Regions from separate parts of the Homo sapiens genome. Here region 1 is linked to region 2. Evidence: chromatin loops called from intact Hi-C (ENCODE). Cell type or tissue: heart left ventricle. All regions are shown on one strand. Links, peaks and the distances in the headings refer to the core of each region. The heading gives the core; the rest is flanking DNA. Region 1 holds the start of MIR604 (microRNA 604). Region 2 overlaps SVIL (supervillin).

What was found. Hi-C counts contacts between places; a loop is a spot of excess contacts. Peaks named below come from ENCODE experiments on the same cell type or tissue, not always from the same donor. Only the 100,000 strongest peaks of a DNase experiment are listed, where the experiment ranks them.
Region 1: it touches region 2 in a loop (2.8-fold over the local background); 4 of 110 quality-filtered maps call a loop at or near these places.

What each region holds. Positions count from the first base shown.
Region 1 is chr10:29,537,606-29,548,005 of GRCh38, forward strand. The region is part of intron 6 of SVIL (supervillin); the gene reads right to left. It overlaps MIR604 (microRNA 604), which reads right to left and starts at 7,492; the gene lies at 7,399-7,492. RefSeq lists enhancers at 505-1,006, 1,007-1,506. In heart left ventricle, for the core only: no CTCF peak of the experiment used is centred there; no DNase peak of the experiment used is centred there; H3K27ac peaks cover 2,882 bases.
Region 2 is chr10:29,622,597-29,632,996 of GRCh38, forward strand. All of the region lies in intron 1 of SVIL (supervillin), which reads right to left. Among named protein-coding and RNA genes, the nearest start is that of SVIL, 7.2 kb to the right of the region's middle. In heart left ventricle, for the core only: no CTCF peak of the experiment used is centred there; no DNase peak of the experiment used is centred there; H3K4me3 peaks cover 4,708 bases; H3K27ac peaks cover 538 bases.

The DNA of each region.
Region 1 (10,400 bases), core at 701-8,700, 85 kb before region 2:
ATGAGCCTATCTGCAAGAATTTTTCAACACCAGGCTGGAAACACATTGCAGCTCAAAAAGAAATTTCTAAAAGAAAATAAAAGTTATAATCAACTTAATTTTCTAAAATCATTTTGGTTTGAGTTTTGGTTGGAGGGGACAGGCAGGTACCTGGCACCGCTATTGTACGTCTTGCTGTAACCACTGACCTCTATCTCGGTCTAGGCTTGGACTGATCTGTTTCTCCAGTAAGATCCTTCAGCCTTGCTACTCCTAAAACTATCACCCCACCTCCCCATCCTCTGCATCACATCAATTTTGCCCACAGCAAATAAAAAGTTAAGATGTATGTAAAGTCATTTCATTTCCAAATATAAAGGGTCCAATTCATCAACTTTTATTTGATGGGAAGAGTTTGGCGCATCGCCTGCAGCCAGGAACGAAGGCAGTGCAACTCAGTCCAGTGTGCAGAGGGCAAGAGGGGCCAGCAGACGCCTGCTGTTGGAAATGACATCAAGTTCCTATAACGAATCTGCCGCCTTCACAGGGTTATGTTTAGGCTGAATGCTTTCTGTATAACAGAGGGCTTTGTAAAAGAAGTGCAATACAACTTTTCGAACATGACCTTAACTGACAAGAATAAAATTTGATCAATATCACCGTCAAACTCCATCAAGGGCTTGTGTAAGAATGTTGGCTCAGCATTTATAAAATGGAAATCCCACACAGACACAGGGGACTTACTGGGCTCCATTTGCTTATTACACCTGAAATATGAAACCAGCCAAAAACCAAAGGACTACCACCAGGGTGGTGAATACTCAAAGTCTGAGTATATAGACAGTCTCCGACTTAAAATGGTTCAATGTAAGATTTATTGACTTTAAGATGTTGTGGAAGTGATAGGCATTCAGGAGAGCCTGTGCTTGGAATTGTGAATTCTGTTCTTCTCCTGGGCCGGTGGTGTGTGGTGCGATGCTCCCCTGCGATGCTCGCAGAGGCAGTGAGCCGCCGCTCCCAGATCGCCACCAGCCATACAACCATGAGGGGAACGACCCATCTCCATAGTGTGCTGCATGGCCAGATGGTTTTGTCCAAATCCAAGCTAATGTGAGTGTTCTGAGCATATCTAAGGTAGGTTGGGTGTATTAAGTGAATTTTTGACTTAATGTTTCCTTTGTTTTTCTGACTTGCAATATTTTCAACTTATGATGGATTTATTGGGATGCGACCCCATTCTAAGTTGAGGAACATCTGTAAAATAAATACAAATGTATGTAATAAGAAACAAAGAGGCCAGGTGTGGTGGCTCACGCCTCTTGTAATCCCAGCCCTTTTGGAGGCTGAGGCAGGAGGATCCCTTGAGGCCAGGAGTTCGAGCCAGCCTGAGCAACATAGCAAGACTCTGTCTGTATTTAAAAAATTAAAAAGTTAGTGAAGCATGGTGGCATGTGTCTGTAGACCTAGCTACTCAGGAGGCTGAGGCAGTAGGATCCTTTGAGCCCAGGAGTTTGAGGCTGCAGTGAGCTATGATTGCACCACTGCACTCCAGCCTGGGAGACAGAGTGAGACTCGGCCTCTAATAAATAAATAAATAAATAAATAAATAAATAAACAAACAAAGTATGTGAAGGCATCATGCCTAGGACATAATAAGCCTTTTAAATGCTTTTCTTATCTTTTTCCTTCTTCACAGTCAACACAGCAATGAAAGTTTATGAATTTCTCTTTTTATGCTTTGAAGACATAATACTTATGGAGACCCAATTCAGAAGTCATGCGATTTTCAGCAGGGTGAGTCCAGCCTCACCAGGAGGGCCTGACTTTGTCTTTAGTACATTTAAAGCAGGAGTGATCTAGAAAAGCATTTCTCCAAGTAAGGGTTTCAGGATCCCTGAGGTTGGCTATGACATGTATTTGGGTGAGGTTATCTGCCATCTGAAATGAAAATGAGAGAGGGATGAGGAGACGCCTAAATCAGACACCAACAGTGAACACGCTGTCCTGGGCGCTGTGTAGCAATGATCTCACAGAATGCAGCCACTTCTGAGTTGTGCAGCAGCATCTACACTTTCGACACTCCCCTCTTCTGTCTCCCATCTCCCCCATCAGACTTCTTAGCTGAGTTCTCCTCCTCACCCCCACGATACACAGCCCCAGGGTGCTCTTGACATTTCAACTTGGATATTTAATAGACGTCTTAAATTTACATGCCCAGAAAATGAACTCTTAACTTCCCTCTGTCCCAACTTGTACTGGAGTCTTCCCTATGCCAAATCCCTGCTTCGAGTTGCCTTGGCCAAAAAATTGAGACTCGCTTTTTACTCCTCTGTTTCTTTCAAACCCCACCCCTACCTCATCAGCAAGTTCTCTTGGGTACCTTCAAAATATAACCTCTTTCTACCACCTGTGCTGCCATCATTCTAGTTCAAGCCACCACCGCCTCTCACGTGCGTTACCAAGATGACCTCCTCATTATTCTACCTGTTTTCATCCTGGCCCCACTAAAGTCTATCTTCCGCTTAGCAGCCAGCATAATGCTTTGAAATGTAAGGCAGATGAGTCATTCCTCTTGTTCAAACCCTCCTAGGGCTCAACATATCAAGTAGGGCAAACCCCAAAGCCCTTGCGGTGGTTCTAAGGCCCTCCCCGATCTGTGGTCTCACTAACATCATCCCTACCACCTGCCCCTTCTGCTACAGCCCTCTCTCTTCGCTAGGATGTGACAGCCTCTGGAGAGAGAGAGACTTCGTTCACATTCATCTCCTCGGCACTCGGAACTATGTGTGGTGAACAGTAGGTCTCAGATGCTCATGGAATGATTAACTGATGAATGATAATCTCCACAGCAACTCTAAGAGGTCTTCTCGTCTCCATTTTATAGATGCAGATGGTGAGGTGCAAGGGAAAAAGGACATTAACTGCTCACGATCACACGACTGGTAACAGAAGGATGGGGCTTGGACCCAGTGCAGCAGGACCCCCCAGCATGCACCTTCCTTCCAGCCTTCCAGAGTGACAAGCTTCCACATTCTGGAAAATGGCTGCTTCCTTGGCTTGAATGGGTAAGAATGAGGTTGGGATGCCAGTGTTCATGGACTCTAAGGTTAAGCAAGGAAGACACCAAGAACTTCCTGGTCACAGCCACAACCCTGACTGGATGTGGATCTCTCTCTAGTGCCGTTTCCACCGTCAGAAGAGTTACCCGATTACCTATGAATTCTGCAGAACCTAACTACCTTCTTCCTTTGTTTCTCCAATGAACAATATCAAATCAAAGGAGTCAGGCAGTGGAAGGTTGTGGACTGAGCTTTCCACCTTGGAGCAGCGCAGCCTGATCATAATACTGAGGGGTTGGCAAAGCGATGCTCAACTGAGATTTTAAAATATTTCATTCCATCAAAGTACAAAATTTACTTCAGGGGCCCACAGGGCATTGTTTTGGAGAGACAGTAAAATAGCAGGTGAGATTTTTTAAAAAACATGAACAAAAAGAGAGATCACATCTGAATTATGGTGGTTATTTTCCTCTTTTATTTTCTCTTCATGTCTTTTAATCTTGTGTGACATTATTTCATGAAGTCTTCCTAAATGTTACGCTTAATTATTTTTGATAAATAAGGTTTGGTTAAGAAATTAACAGTGGGAGATTTGCTTTATACAACATAATGAGTTGAACACAGGATACTTACTGTGAGGCTATACCAGTCTTTGCACATGCGGTCAAGAATCAATTCTGGTGGACAGAGGCACAAGGGATGATGGAAATGTTTCCTATCCTGACTGGGATGATGATTATACATTTACCCAAACTCACCAAGCTGCATCCTTAAAATCTGTGTATTTGATGTAAATTATACCTCATTTAAAAAATATGTCATCGTTGGGTTACAGAGTAAGGACTTCTTGAGTACTGAAAATGTAGCATTTTCTGGGGGCAGAAGCAGGATAAACATGTGAGATAACCAATTTCTTCCAGTCTCCCTTTGAGCTAATCTCAGTGAAGGCCTGAATGCTGTAACCGCAGCCCAGAAAGGAGGGAGGGAGGAGGTATGTGCAGAAAGCACAATTGTCAGAAAATGCTGGAATCTGAGGAAGGTGCGAGGCTGGATTGGCATCCCCTCATCTCCTGATTGGAACCATCACTCCTAGAATAAGGTAATCGGGGACTTGACAGCTTTCATCATGAGACTAGACTAGAATCAGCCATTCGCGGGGCTGTGGACTCAGTTCACGACGCTCCACAAGTGGCCGATGATTTTCTGCTCACTTATCACGATTCCCATTTACTGTTTAATGATATTTATGAGCAGCCTGACTCAAGACCACATACAAGAACCCCAATCCCAGACAAAGCAGAAAGAGCTTTGTCGTATAAACAAGTGCTGCTCACAGTGCGTTCCACTGATTGGTGTCCCTCTGCATGATTAGACAAAAGGCTGTCACCAGAAGGGAAATTAACAACATCGCTAAGCCTGCTGTGTAGTTCAGCTGACGTTTTCTTCACAGCTTGATTTTCTCAATGAAGGAAACCAAACACAATTTGCATTTGGGTGCGAGTGTCTCATAGTTGTGTGCTGATAAACAGTTTGCAGATTGGCTATTTCAAACAGCACTGCTATAGTTTGGTGACACTTTAAGCAAACACAGAAAATAGCAGAACATTCATTCAAAAATGATTTTCTAGGTCACTTGAAATTGTTGGATATTCCAGTTGCAGTGAAGGAGATATGAAAATGACTAGAGCAAGGTATCTACTCATCTCTTAAAGCTTCTACTAAAGTAATGCTATCGCTGCAATCATCCTTACCAGACTTACAGAAGAGCTTAACACCAAATTCACAGTGCCGTGTCTGGAAAAAATCCTTACGAAATTGCTAAAATCCTCTTCTGGGTATGACAGCCATGATCTAGGGTGCTTGCCATTTGTTGTCTTTTTTTTTTAAATTTTTAATTTCTGTGGGTACATAGCAAGTGTACGTATTTATGGGGTATCTGAGATGTTTTGATACAGGCATGCAATGCGTAATAATCATGTCATGGAGAATGGGGTATCCATCCCCTTAAGTATTTATTCTTTGTGTCACAAACAATTGATTATACTTTTAGTTATTTTAAAATGCACGATTATTAGACTATAGTCGCCCTGTTGTGCTAACACAAAGCAGGTCTTATTCATTTTTTCTAACTACTTTTTGTACCCGTTAGGTGCTGGACATTTGAATATCCTTCCTATGACATAGGGTGCCTGTGAAGTGGCATCTGTGGGACTCCTCATTTGGCTCATGACCTGTTTCTCCTCTTTTCCCTTCCAGTACAATCATCAGCAACCCAGAAGCCAAACTAATAACATCAGGGCTCTGTTTGCCAAGCTGAGCCAAGCTCCAGCTCTGTCTCTGGGAAACTCACGATATGATAATGAGAGCAGACTGGTGCGAGAGTCTAAACACCACAGAAAGTGGAAGTGACTCCAAAAATGGTCCCAGTTTCTATTAGCCCATTTATGCCTAGTGTTCCATTATTGGAATGCTAAGCAAGTGGGAGTTATTTATATTCTACTGCTCAAGGACAGCACCAAGGTCTGATTGCAAAAATTCAAAAAATTGCAACCTCGGGCATACATGGGTTAAGAGAGAGAGAAGTTACCAAAACACAACAAAACAACCTGGAAAGGTCAAGAAAGCAGGGCAGATGGGAAGGTGGACTCTTCTCTGGACACATTTGTCAGTGGCCCTATTAGAAAGAGATATCCAGATGTAATCTGACCACTGCAGGACGCAGGGGGACCATTGCCTACCTATGCTATTGGCAACTCACTTTCATTAATGTCCCCCAAGATTGGACTAATCACTTTGGCAGTCATATAAAGAACTTGCTGTCAACTAAAACCCTTAGGTCTGTTTCCCACGAACTGCTGTTAAATCAGGTTTCCACAATCTTGAACTTGTGCACTGATTTTTTTTCCATCTAAATTCAAGACTTCATTAAATTTCACCTTGTTAGTTTCTAACCATTGTTCCGGGTACACGTGCTCTCTTGCCTACATGATCCTGTTCTCTCGCACTCTCTCCCCCTCCTTCTTACCTCTCTTCCTCCTCCATCTCTCCCCTCTCCCCTGCCTCCTTTAGTCATCAAACTTACAATCCCTCCTCCAGAAATCTGATCTAAATACATGCATTTATATGCATGTATTACATATGGTACTTAAAAAGCCTTGTTCTCATAAACAAACAGACAACTTATTTTATGGAATCTTGGGGTGAGCCAACCCTTCACAGGGCAGAGGTCACCTACAAGGGGAGAGGCTTATAGGGTTATTGGGGACCAGAATGAGGAAGTGGTGACTTTAGGTGTGTGTATCAGAACTGTTTTGATGCAGCAACTGGCTGGCAGAGAATTGTATTACCAGGAAATAATAACTCACTCCAGGTTTTCATAAAGGCCAGGGGTTGCCCTTGGGTTGTATCCCTAAGTATATAATAGTATATAATGATCAGCTTTAACTCCCTACAACTCCCAAGGGTCTACAGACTAAAAAGTGCTTCCTGTTACCAAAGTGAAGTCAAATGCAGCACAGTCAAATTAGTTTCTCCATGTGGGTGTCCAGCTCTAATTATATAACAGCTTCTAATTATAAAACGTTAAGAATGGCTATTAACTTTTGAATCTCATTAAAATTAACGGTTAATTTGCTAAAAGTCGCTTGTTTGGAAAAACTGCTAATGACCGTTCTGCAGATAGGTACAGGTACAAAATCTGCAAGGACACAGGCTCAAGGAAAAATTTTGCATTTAAAATCTCACACACCTTTGAGTTTTTAGCTAGTGTACATAGTAGCTAGGGTTTGGGGAGATATATTTACATTTAGTCCAATGAATAGGAATAGTCTGCCAGGCCCGGTGGCTCACACGTGTAGTCCCAGCACTTTGGGAGGCCAAGACGGGTGGATCGCTTAACACCAGGAGTTCCAGACCAGCCTGGGCAACATTGTGAAACCCCATCTCTTCCAAAAAATTCAAAAATTAGCCAGGCATAGTGGCGTGCATCTGTTAAGTCCCAACTACTCAGAAGGCTGAGGCAGGAGGAACGCTCGAGCCCAGGAAGTCAAGGCTGCAGTGAGATTGTGCTACTGCTGCACTCCAGCCTGGGCAACAGAGTGAGACCTTTTCTAAAAAAAAAAAAAAAAAAAAAAAAAGAATAAGAATTGTCACTTGACAATAAGAACAGGATGAAATGAAAAAAAAGAGGGAATGACTTACCCATCTATTTTAACAGTTGGGATTCTAGAGTATGGCAGGGAGCACAGGTGTTTGGGGGTACAGGGACTGAAAGGTGAAGCCAATTCCATTCCAGTAATAGAATAAGCTGTGAGGAGGACCCAGATGTCTGTTCTTTAGAATGGCCCCCAAGATGTATGTTTCTCCATGATGCACTGTCCTGAATTCCGCAGCCTGTGTCAGAAAACCTGCCTGCTAGTGGACACGAGAGCGTGGAAGGTCAAGCACGATGCTCTCCTGCAGACACCTCTCTCAGTGCATGGAAACAGACCACTGAGCCAAGAGAGCTTGAGGCTCTGGAGACGGTTTTTAGACTAAAATCTCTCATCAGGAGATGAGCAAATGCAATCAGAAATAAACTCCAAGTGCCCAGCACAAGCCCCTTCCTTTCTTAGTGGCTGAGGCTGCACCGTGTCAAGTTGTTACAGAAGCTGCATTCCAGAGGGTGCCCTGGTCTATTTCCTGAGCCGATCGGCGGCTCTCTGGCATCCATGGGGAGCCCTGCCCAAACCATCATCCACCAATGGCAACTCTCCCAGGGGTCCAATGTCAGCCTCAGCTCTGCATGAAACCTCCATATCATGTTCTCACTACTAAGGACACAATTTGCTAAAGAGAAAAGAGTGGTGAGGGGCTGCAGTACAGTAATGACAAACAAAACTAATAAACGAGGGTTTTCTAGAGTGGATCACCACTAGAAAATGAGGTCTACCAGCCGGGCGTGGTGGCTCACGCCTGTAATCCCAGCATTTTAGGACGCCGAGGTGGGCGTATCATGAGGTCAAGGGATCAAGACCATCCTGGCCAACATGGTGAAACTCCGTCTCTACTAAAAATACAAAAATTAGTTGGGTGTGGTGGCGCATGCCTGTAGTCCCAGCTACTTGGGAGGCTGAGGCAGGAGAATCGCTTGAACCCAGGAGGTGGAGGTTGCAGTGAGCCAAGATTGCACCACTGCACTCCAGCTTGGAGTCAGAGTGAGACTCTGTCTCAAAAAAAAAAAAAAAAAAAAAAAAAAGAAAAAGAAAAAAGAAAGAAAGAAAATGAGGTCTACCTTTCATTTCATTCCCTTTGCCAGTCACATAGTTCCCTGAGAACAGAGAGTGATGGCCGGATGCTCAGCAAAGGCAACAGCAGGACTGAAGACAGTGAGTTTCTCCACTCATAAAAGTAAAAAATACAGCACATTTTCTTTATATAGATACGTGAGATGCATAAAGTAACAAATTCAACAAGAGCTTTGGATTCGGAATTTCTAGTAGTAGAAGCTCAAGCTCAGGTGTTTAAAAATCTGAATAATCCATAGGACCTAAATCCCTTTTAATTTTATTCTAAAACTCACAGTGGTGGAATTAATAAAGAATGGTTCATAATCAGTAACACTACCTCTCCAGCAAATAATACCATTTCTGAAATTTCAAGTTTACAGGTTTGTAACAGTTAGAGAGGTGGGGCTGGAAGTATCTTATTGTTTTCTACTTCACCTATTTCGTTACTATGTGTATTCTTAGTTTTCTTCAGAGCAATGTGTCCAACTGAATTCCTGGGCATCTAACAGGATTTCTGAGTTAAAAATCCTGTAATATCAACTAATCAATTAACTATTTTTTAAAAAATCTTCTTTATCATATAAACTGAATACTAAAGAATTGTAAAATAAATGTATTATTCAGGTAAATATTGTCCTAAAGACTGTTATTTTGCCTATAATGCTAATGAGTACAGTATAGTGAAGTATAAGAATTAATGATTATTCTGTATATATACACAGATGTGTACAGGTGTTAATGTACGTGAGCACATTCAAAAACTGAGCATTGGAGATGGTGCTCACATTTGAATATTTAGGACACTATTGGTGGTCTTTTGATGGTATATTCATGAGTGTCATCGTATTCGTATTTAAATAATAAGACAGCCTCTTGCTAGCGAGCACAGAACAAAATGATTAAATGGGAATGAGTTGATTCAGAGATTTAATAGCCAAAAATTTGGCAGAGCTAGATGACAAGAGAGTGCAGCAGTGAGAAAAATATTCCATTTTAGTGACAGAAAAAAATCCACAAAAAACCACAGCATTAAACATTATTCATGGGTACTATTTGTCTTCACTTGTTGATTTTAAAGTTTTCGGTTACATGTTTCCATATCAGATGACATTATTATTTTCATATACAGTTATTTAGGTCACCAAGGAGGTTTCTTTTGTTACTGTTTTGGGTTACCACATATTTTTTTTGGTTCATCTTACTTCTCCCTAAATAGGAATCAGAAAATGACTTTCTGAAAGTTGAATTTCCTGGTTCTAGATAAAGACTATCTAAGCAGAATTTTAATCCACTGTAAATCAATCTTTACAACCTGAATCACTGCTGTCATTACAATGTAAATCTTAATTTTTTTAAATGTCAAATTTGTCACACATTTTCCATCCCTCTTTATGTAAATATGTCCCAGGTATTTTCCTAATAAATATATAAACTACTTTGGGTTTCTTTGCCTGTGAATCATAGAATTGTATACCTTTAATGGCTTAGAAAATAAGGCATGCACCTCTCTAGAAGTCCTTACAATTTCTTAATTCTTTTAAATCTTTTTCATGAAAGTAAAGTGCTGTGAGGCTAAGGCTTGGCTTATGAAAACTTCTAGGTAACATGCATCTTCAAAATAACCTACAAAGAAGTGGCTTTATTTTATTACAGGCCTAAATATGTCAACAATGCTTTTTTCTAGGTCTTAAGACAAGTTATATACATTTTTTTAATATTAAGATTTTAACTCATACGAAATATGAAGTATCCTGTCTTTACTTGGGATGCTCAACAAAGTCTTAATTACTATTATAACTGATTTAAAATCTATTTGAGAATCTATTATATGTGATCTAGGTGACTAACTCAGATACCGTGATAACGACTTCAACAGCTCTCATCATGTGGCAATCTGAAATTAGATTCCCCATTTCTTTTAAACCAGTGTAATTATATATCTCTGATATTCTTTTTAAATTGGAGTCTGTTAGGTTCTTCATCCTACTTGCAAAACACAGGAAGAACTTCCTTTGGTAGAAAGTAACTAAACCAAGAACGTGGTTTCTACGATGAAATGCAAATTCCTCAAACAAAAGACCTTCATTTCAAAATA
Region 2 (10,400 bases), core at 783-8,782:
CAGCCCTGGTTCCCAGAGGACAACTTTAGTTTCCATCCATACGTTTAAACACGTCGAAAGCAAAAACAAACAAAACGCTATTTAAGCTAATGTCTCCCAGAACAACACCATGACCTTAAACCGAAACACAAACGTAGGAAAGAACAACCAAGCAGCCAAAGGACACGTTGTCAACAGAGACTGCAATCCCCCTAGTTCCCCAAACCACTCTGTCCCGGAATTCAAAGCACCTCCATGCAAACCGCTCCCTAAGCGAGAGCTGCCTTGTGAAGTGAGCTTGGAGCATTCAACTCAAGCGTTATTAGTGATGCTGAGATTGCACAGCATGGATCTTCAAATCCATAATTCAAAATGCAGAAATGAACATTTTATGTTTTCGGGACACAAAGAACCTACAAAACTGTATCCAGTGTGTGTGCGAGTGTGTGTGTGTGCATGCTTGCACTGGGTGTGTGTATATGTGAAAGAAATAAGGAATCCCCAGGAAATTTTCCCCTAATACAATAAGCTTCCATTTCTTTTGAAAAACACAGTATTTTAGATTTTTCCTCTGCTATCCAAGTATGACAAATTACATGGATAGGTCAATAGGCAATGCATGGCAGTTTTTCAGTTCCTATCAGCAGATGCAAAGTGCAAATCCACTTCCTCTGGTCCTGTGCTGTCCAACAAAAGGGGCCACTGCAATTCTGACTAATTAACATGAAGTCAAGGTTAAGGTCTAATTCCTCAGTGGCACTTGCTACCAGTGGCTAGGGGCTACCCAACAGAACAGTACCAGTTTGAGAATACACCCATCAACAGATTGTCCAGTTCTACTGGCCAGTACTAAGTCAGGCCCCATGGGTTGTTCTGATCTCATTTCAGTGGAGGATGGGACCCATTAGGAGCCGTAAGGCTCAGCTGGGTGTTATCTGGAGCCATCCAGGCACGTCTAAGCTCTTCATTTCTATAGAAACACAGTCATTTGCCAGGCAGGCGCGGAGGCTCACGCCTGTAATCCCAGCACTTTAGGAGGCCAAGGCGGGTGGATCATGAGGTCAGGAGATTGAGACCATCCTGGCTAACACGGGGAAACCCCATCTCTACTAAAAATACAAAAAAAATTAGCCAGGCATGGTGGCACGCGCCTGTAGTCCAGCTACTCGGGAGGCTGAGGCAGGAGAATGGCTTGAACCCAGGAGGGGGAGGTTGCAGTGAGCCGAGATCACACCACTGCACTCCAGCCCGGGCCACAGAGCAAGACTCCATCTCAAAAACAACAACAACAAAAGAAACACAGTCATTTGCCATGGTGGTCCCTTAAGATTACAATGGCTACACCATCAACCGTAGTATGTAGTGGGCTGTACCATCTAGGTTTGTGGAAATGCACTCCATGATGGTTGCAGAATGACGAAATCACCCAAGGACATATTTCTCAGCAGGTACTCCTGTTGTTAAGCAACATATGACTAATCAGAATGTGACTTTTCCTCACATGCATTTGTTCTTCACTTTTTGGGAGTCACAGCCCCTTTAAGAAGAGTAATGAAAACAATGGATGCTCTCCTTTATTAAATGAGCTTTCAAAAAAAAAAAAAAAACCCCTAGCATTTTCCATATGGTTTTGGGGAGATATTCTAACATTCTAAAGCTTGTTCTTGGACCCCAGTTTAAAAACCATCTGCTTGGCTCACACATGTAATCCCAACCCTCTGGGAGGCCGAGGTGGGTGGATCACCTGAGGTCAGGAGTTCAAGACCAGCCTGGCCAACATGGCGAAACCCCATCTCTACTAAAAATACAAAAATTAGCCGGGTGTGGTGGCACACACCTGTAATCCCAGCTACTCAGGAGGCTGAGGCAGAAGAATCACCTGAATGTGGGAGGCAGAGGTTGCAGTGAGCTGAGATCGATCATGTCAGCCTGGGCGACAGAGTGAGACTTCGTCTCAAAAACAAAACAAAACAAAAAACGCCTGCTCAACAAAATCATTTACAGTGCTCATTTGAAACACAACTTCCCAGCAATAACAATTTGACTTCACCTGCCTTAGGTTACTGTTTTTTAAAAGTAAAAACAAAGTCTCATTAAAAAAAAAAATGAGCTCATTAATGGTAGAAATTATCATCAATGCTCATGTTAGCCAGGGAGATGCTGCATGCATAAAAGTTAGCTTAGAAAACTCTCTCCTTTAAAATACCACGGTAATTTGTTCTCCACATATCTTAGGGCATCCATTTACCATCTGATTATTATTTTCATGTGGAGAGCTACTGAATAAATTGTAATTTACTTTTAATGAAATAATTATCTTGTGAAGGACAAATGTTGAAATGTTTAAGGCCCCATGAACCAAGCAATCTCTTTCAACTTGGGCAAAATTAAACGTAAAAATAGTACTAACATAAAGGTAGGCAGAAGGCAGATCTAGCTTATATACAATCAGCTTCACCCAGTGATAGAAGTGACCAGGTGAATCGTCTTAAAAAGAAAAAAAAAACACACAGAAAGATTACAGACTCCAAAGTTTCAGTTGTAAGTTACATTCTCTGACATGATTAGTGACACACAATAGTTCATCCAATGTTACTAAACTCCTTCTAAAATCATCTCAAAGTCTTCAGTTAAGACTACCTTTCTTTTTAACTTTTGCTAAGTTTAATAAAGTTCTGAGACAAAGTCTGAAAGTAAGAAAGAAGTAAAGTGGATCCAATGATTTATTTCTGTAACATCCTGCTTGATATCAACATCAACCTTTGCCTTGGTAATGAAATCAACGTTTTATAGACCGAATGTTATGATAGCAGAGAAAGCATGAATTTTAAAAATAGAGAGAGATGGGTACTTGACTTGTACTTGCCTCAAGTATACATATATATATATTTTTTTTCCTTTTTTTTGAGACGGAGTCTCACTCTGTTGCCCAGGCTGGAGTGCAGCGGCGCGATCTCTGCTCACTGCAAGCTCTGCCTCCTGGGTTCACGCCATTCTCCTGCCTCAGCCTCCCGAGTAGCTGGGACTACAGGTGCCCACCACCATGCCCGATAATTTTTTGTATTTTTAGTAGAGACGAGGTTTCACCATGTTATCCAGGATGGTCTCGATCTCCTGATCTCGTGATCCACCCGCCTTGGCCTCCCAAAGTGCTGGGACTACAGGCATGAGCCACCACGCCCAGCCTCAAACATATATTTTGAAATGCGTATAAGCTTTATCAGTATGAATTCTAGGGGAAGAGAGAATTTCAGAAGATACAAAATGCAAACTGTAGGAGGATACAAAGCCTTACAAGTGTCTCCTTTGGTTAGGAACCATGCCGGGTTTTTTGGGGTCTTTTTTCAGCTTTGAGGTATAATTCACAAATGCAAATTGTATATACTCAAGGTGTGCAGCATGATGTTTTGATATAAAAGCTGAACTCACAGAAACAAAATGGAAAGGTGGTAACCAGGGGCTGGAGGTAGGAGAAATTGGAAAGACATTGGTCAAAGGATGCAAACTTGTAGTTACGAGTAAGTTCTGGAAACCTAAGGTATAGCATGGTGACTATAGTTGCTAACAATGTATTATATATTTAAAATTTGCCAAGAAGTAGATCTTAAGTTTTCTCAAGGCACACACACACGGTTATGGCCCCTACATCAGACACACATAACTATGTGAAACCATGGTAGGTATTTTACATTTTGTTATTAACCTAAGCACTTGAACAACAGATGTAGGGCTGAAGATCAAGAGAATCGCTCAGGGTACTTTAGTACCATTCCATTGGAACTTAAACGCTACGAGGGCAGGAATTTTGTTTCCCACCGCTCTTTCCCCAACACCTATACCAGTCCCTGACACACAGTAAGTGCTCAGAAAACAACTGTTGAGAATAAATGAATACCTGGCAGTGAACTAATAAACTCAAAGGGAAACGAAAGCCAAGCACATCCCATCTTGTTGTGAACACGAAGATTCTGACGGTCTCAGGCATCCCTGAGCGAGTCTGCTGTGACCACTTTGGGGTTTCACATCAGGAGAAAAAACAAATGTCCAAAAGAAGATAAAAATAAATTAGGTTAGAGAAAAGAAAATAGACATACTTAAATGAACACAAAAGAAACTATGAGAGCTTAATTTAAAGAGGTGTCAGAAACTTTCCAAAATAAAGAATCAGGCTGGGCGCGGTGGCTCAGGCCTGTAATCCTAGCACGTTGGGAAGCGGAGGCGGGTGGATCACGAGGTCAGGAGATCAAGACCATCCTGGCTAATACGGTGAAACCCCGTCTCTACTAAAAATACAAAAAGTTAGCTGGGCGTGGTGGCGGGCGCCTGTAGTTCCAGCTAGTCAGGAGGCTGAGGCAGGAGAATGGTGTGAACCCGGGAGGCGGAGCTTGCAGTGAGCCGAGATTGCGCCACTGAGCTCCAGCCTGGGAGACTGAGCGAGACTCCATCTCAAAAAAATAAAATGAAAATAAAATAAAATAAAATAAAATAAATAATAAGAATCAAAGACAAAGAATGATTATGAAGCCATCAGAGAAGGGAGAAACAGTCTGTGTATTTCAACAGAAACAAGCAAGGACAGTGAGAGGACTTTTTAAAAAAGATCTTCTTTCTCAACACATTTCTAATTTGTTCCTGCTCTCCCACCTTGAACTACTACCTTCCAGATACAAGGTGTTGCCTTTCCAAGGAAGACAGATTATTCTCGATCTCTGAAACCTTTGGATTACAGAATCCCAATACGTAAAAGGGGTCTTAAAAATCCTCTAGTCCAACCCTTGTTTGAATGAATGAGGCCACTGAGGCTCAGAGAGGTTAAGAATTTACCCAAGGTCACACAGCTGGTTATTCATGAAAATCAATGTTCCTCCTTCTTTCTCTGGCCATTGACACCTTCAATTTCCAGATAAAATCTTCCTCCTGCACCGAGAGCAGGGAAAACACTTCTTTGGACTTTTGGGGAGGTAGGTGAATGAATGAAGGAAACAAAGCATGTTGGCTGTTATGGCCCCTACATCACTTTGCTCTGCTGTGTTCTCCACGCCACGTGCCCACTGCAACTTCCTTTTGAAATATTTAAGAATAGTTGGCTGCCTGAAAGCTCTCTGATGCCTCTGGAGTGAAGACCTGATACAAATCCAAATTAATAAATTCCATCTCAAATGGGAGAATCCTGTGTTGGGTAAAGTACATCCCATGAAGCTGAGTCACCCTATTCTGAAGCACAATGACCAATTTTATCTAATCACAGAATTTTAAAATATTCAGCACTTCCAATAAAAAATGTATGAAATCATAAATCCAAATGGTTATGTGTGTGTGGCTAAAATGAACATCCGGGGGAAATTAAGACTATCAGCACAATTTAGAGAGCTAGCTGCTTCTTAACGGTACAGCCAAGCCTTTTTTTCTAACCTGGCTCAAACCTATAGAGTTATTAGCTGGTTTAGATGTCTGATGCAATATTTGCAAACAAATTGAATTAATTGCAAAATAAACAAATGTAGCTGAATTTTGCAACCAACATAGCACACAGTAAACTAAACTATCAGCTTAACTCAAACAAAAAATTCCTAAGAAAATTTATATCCAAAACCACTAAAACATTCAGATGTCATTTTCACTTTCATAACCTACCTCTTAATTCAACATATTTTAAGCTACTGAAAATCAAGTGCTTTCCCATTTGGGTTTTGGCTGGAGCGGTTTGTTTGTTTTGGAGTAACAGGTGTGCAACTGCAACATGTATATGTCTTAAATTTTTGGCTGAGATAAATTAGATATAATGTTTCAGAATGTATGAAAGAGTATTTACTTAAAATTTTGAAATATTTAAAGTATGTGAGATCTTAAAAACCTAAAAATATCAATATGGTTTTTCTATTCAATGACTGTATCTATCCATCCAAGCCTAAGTTATTTGCCAACTTTCCATGCTCAGAACGTAATTGAAAGTCCAGAAAGAAACGAGAGGCCTCTGATGAACCTAAACACAGTTCACAAATCGTAGGTGCATTATTAATAAAAAGCCCTTTGGGTCTTCGCCCAGAACCGAATTGTTCTTTTCTATTGATAGCAGATACAGAGGATACAAATTCTCACACAGCTAATTGGGAGTTAATTTCTACTTACAAACAGAAAATCAGTTCTAAAAGCCAAATGAATGCATTCCACCTGAAATGGACATGTTGAACAATTCACCTTATAAAGAGGAACACCAGGATTTTTTAAAAAATCTTAAATGGACCTTAAGAAGGAAAGCTGAGCAAGCAAAGAGACAGAAAATGATTTTTAAAATAAGGCCGCCAGGAGACCTCAAGATCACAGCAGGGTGTGGATGCTGAGTATGGAGGTCAGAGCCCCATCACCCTCACTAGACCTGAGATGGGATTCTCACGGAGAGGGGTTCCATCCCAGGGAGGCTGCGGGGACATCAAAGTAACCAGGAGGTCTTGAAAGGTGTCCAAGAGGAGAAGACAGAAGAGCTCCTGATCAGTGCTGAGGAGTGAGTGGGCAGGAAAGAAAGAAGTGATCGCTTGAGGTCAAGGGGAGCTTTATTTAGAATGGATGAAACCTGAGGATGTTTTCAACACAAGGAGAAGCCAGGAGAAGAGCAGAGTGGAAAATAAGACAAACGGGAGAGAATGGTGTAGGTAGAGAGCGGGAAGGGGTGGCATGAAAAGCCTAGAGGAACAGAGGAGCCTTGAAAGACTCCTTCTCCTCCTCGGAAGCCCCCTTCGAGTCCCGCACCCCAGCTGGTTGCTTCCATCTCAGGCACGTGGCAAAGAATTAACCTAAGGCGGCTCAAAGCAGGTCCTCAGACAGGAATTAGCATCACCTGGATCCTGTTTGTTGAATCTCTAAGTCCAGTGCAGACCTACTGAATCAGACGCTGCAGTAACAAGACTGCAGGTGATTCCTATTAAAGTTTGGGCTGCACTGGCTAAAGCAGCGGTTATGAATACAGGCACTGAAGTCAACTAGATCTGGGTTCAAATCCAGCTGGATTTGGGCACATGGTATGTGCCCAAGCTTGGGCAAGCATTTCTAACCCTCAGTTTTTTCCTCAGTAGAATGAAGACAATTGCACTAATATTTCTTGGGGGCTACTGTAAAAATTAGAGTCCGGGCGTGGTGGCTCACACCTGTAATCCCAGTGCCTTGAGAGGCCTTAATGGGAGGATAGCTTGAGGCCAGGAGCTCAAGACCAGCCTGAGCAACATAGTGAGACCCCTGCCTCTAGAATTTTTTTTTTTAATTAGCTGGGCATAGTAGTGATTGCCTATAGTCCCAGCTACTCGGGAGGCTGAGGAAGGAGGAATGCTTGAGCCCAGGAGTTCGAGGCTGCAGTGAACCATGGTCATGCCATTGCATTCCAACCTGGGTGACCAGGCAAGACTGTCTCAAAAAATAAAAATAATTAAGTGATATATTGTAGAGGTAAAGAGTGTGGCATTAAGTCTGGCACACAGTAATAATGGATGGCATGTTATTATTGTTCATCCCTTCTACTCTGACTGGTAAAATAGCTCCATTACATCCCTGTCCGAGACACTCTGGGAAAGAGGCTGCCAATGAGAGGGAATACGCTATAGGCTTCTGCATCCCACAGGACCCACCCGGAGCTCTGCACAGGGAAAGTGCCCCAAAAATATGGACTGAAATGAATGTACCCAGGGCTGTGACATGGGCAGACCAATGATCCCAAAGCAAATATGGAAACTATTTCTTTTACTATATTTACACAAAAACCAGTTAGACATAGGTTATAAACTTGTTTGGGATTAAAGGATCAACTTTCAGAAGGGGACAAGCACATTAGGAGGAAAAAGAATGCCTCTTTCAAAACCTCCTACAATAGGGAGTGTCTCTAAGAGGGACAGAGATCTCTCTGAACCAATACTAAAGAGCCCCTGAGATCAACAGTGCAAACTGCTCCTGAGATGTGTGACCCAAGTTGAAGTTGACTGTATGGGTAAAACACTTAGGTCAAATTGCACCACTAGATGAGTTTCTTCATTTTAGGCAAAGTTCCAATAATGAAGTGACTGACTTCATGCGGCACACCTTAATTTCCCGGTTGGCAAAAGCACGTGTACAGAAACCCCATATACAGAAACCCCATCGGACTTGTTACCGCAACACGAACGTTTCTGCTTGCATTGTCATAGATGAAGGAAAAAAAAGGAGAACTTATAACACAGAACACCAGCTTCTACTGTGAGTAATATAGGATGAGGGCAAAAGTACTGGATGGATCACAGCCAAATTTCGATATGAAGAACCCACAAGTCGTTACAATTCAATCCGTTCAAACAACTCACATTTCTGGATTGCCCACTGGGCTAGACCCTGGGGGTGGTAAGAGAAGTGAGACCCAAGCACCTCACTGGGTACCCTGCTGCCAAGGAAAGGGCCACCAGGACCTAGTGACTGCAGCCCTAGAGTACAGGCTGGAGTCGAGGCCCAGGAGGCCAGAGGCATGTCAGAGGAAGCTTCTGGCACATCTCCTTTGATATTGCTTCCCTGGCAGGCAAGAGAAGACAACATTTTGGGGAGACTTGCCAACAGAACTCCAGGGGCATGAAAGACCCTGAAGGGGAGGCTACAGAGCCCAGGCTTTTGCATGTAAGCAGTGAGGAACGATGAGGGTTTGGCCCTGGCCGAGTGCAAGATGAGATCTTTGTTTAGGAAGGTCATTCTGTGGCTAGACCAGACGGAGGAGAAACCGAGGGCCAAGGGATCCATTAAGGGCAAAGCAGTAGCCCAGGTAAGAGATGGCGAGGCGAGGCCAGGCGCGGTGGCTCATGCCTGTAATCCCAGCACTTTGGGAGGCCGAGGTGGGCAGATCATGAGGTCAGGATTTCGAGACCAGCCTGACCAACATGGTGAAACCCCATCTTTACTAAATATACAAGAATTAGCCGGGCGTGGTGGCGGACACCTGTAATCCCAGCACTTTGGGAGGCCGAGGTGGGCAGATCATGAGGTCAGGATTTCGAGACCAGCCTGACCAACATGGTGAAACCCCATCTTTACTAAATATACAAGAATTAGCCGGGCGTGGTGGCGGACACCTGTAATCCCAGCTACTCAGGAGGCTGTGGCAGGAGAATCCCTTGAACCCGGGAGGCAGGGATTGCAGTGAGCCGAGATTGTGCCATTGCACTCCAGCTTGGCTGACAGAGTGAGACTCCATCTCAAAAAAATAAAAAATAAAAAAGATGGCGAGGCTTAAGAGGAGGTGGTGGGGCAGAGGCCTCGGGGACCTAAAGGGAGAGGAGTCAAGGGTGACCAGAAGATTCCTAGTTGAGTCACAAATCAATGAAGCCCAGAACTGCTGGAAAGTTCTAGACCTACGGATACTCCCAGTCACAGCAAGGCACCCTGAGATCAGCGCTTTAACATAAAATTGCAATGAGTGTCCTAAAATCCCAGGCAGCTGCAGATTCAGGAGATGATTCCAAGGCTGCCTTTGTACCCTAACAATCACAAGGCTCCTAGCAGCTTACTCTCCATAACGCTCCATGTAGCCCGAGAGCCCTGCATGCTGGAGCTCACCAGACATCCTTATAAAAATCCCAAGGGCCCTTTCCTTTGGATGCAATTCCTCAACTGTAGAATATTAAATAACTCGCCGGGTGTGGTGGCTCATGCCTGTAATCCCAGAACTTTGGGAGGCCGAGCGCTGGTAGATCACCTGAGGTCAGGAGTTCAAGACCAACCTGGGCAACATGATGAAACCCTGTCTCTACTAAAAATACAAAAATTAGCTGGGCGCAGTGGCATATGCCTGTAATCCCAGCTAGTAGGGAGGCTGAGGCAGGAGAATCACTTCAGCCCAAGAGGTGGAGGTTGCAGTGAGCTGAGATTGTGTCATTGCACTCCAGCCTGGGCAACAGAGCAAGACTCCATCTCAAAAAAAAAAAAAAGAAAAAAGAAAAAAAGAATACTATATAACCCCAGGTGTTGCCAAAGATGTTCACTCTGAATTGAACTCCAAAGTCTTCCAGAAGTCTGTTTATCACAAAACAGTCTGTCTCCAAAGTAGAAGCAAAGATAAAGAACTGTTTGTTGAATGGCTGACTGATGTCCACTGCAAGCTGAGCGCATTAACCAAATTTCACTTGGAAGACTATGCATGTGGCAAAATTAAATGCACCAATAGTACTAAATAAAGGTAGGCAGGAAGGCACCTAATGTACTACAATAGCTTGTATAACATCAGCCTCATCCAGTGATCAAGGTGACCAAATAAATTATCTTTAACACACACACACACACACACACAGAGTATAGACTCCAAAGTTTCCATTGTAAGACAAATTCTCTGACACTAGTGCACACTTGATGCCCTGGATCCTCAAGACATCACCGGGTGCCGGGTGCAGGGGCTCACGCCTATAATCCCAGCACTTTGGGAG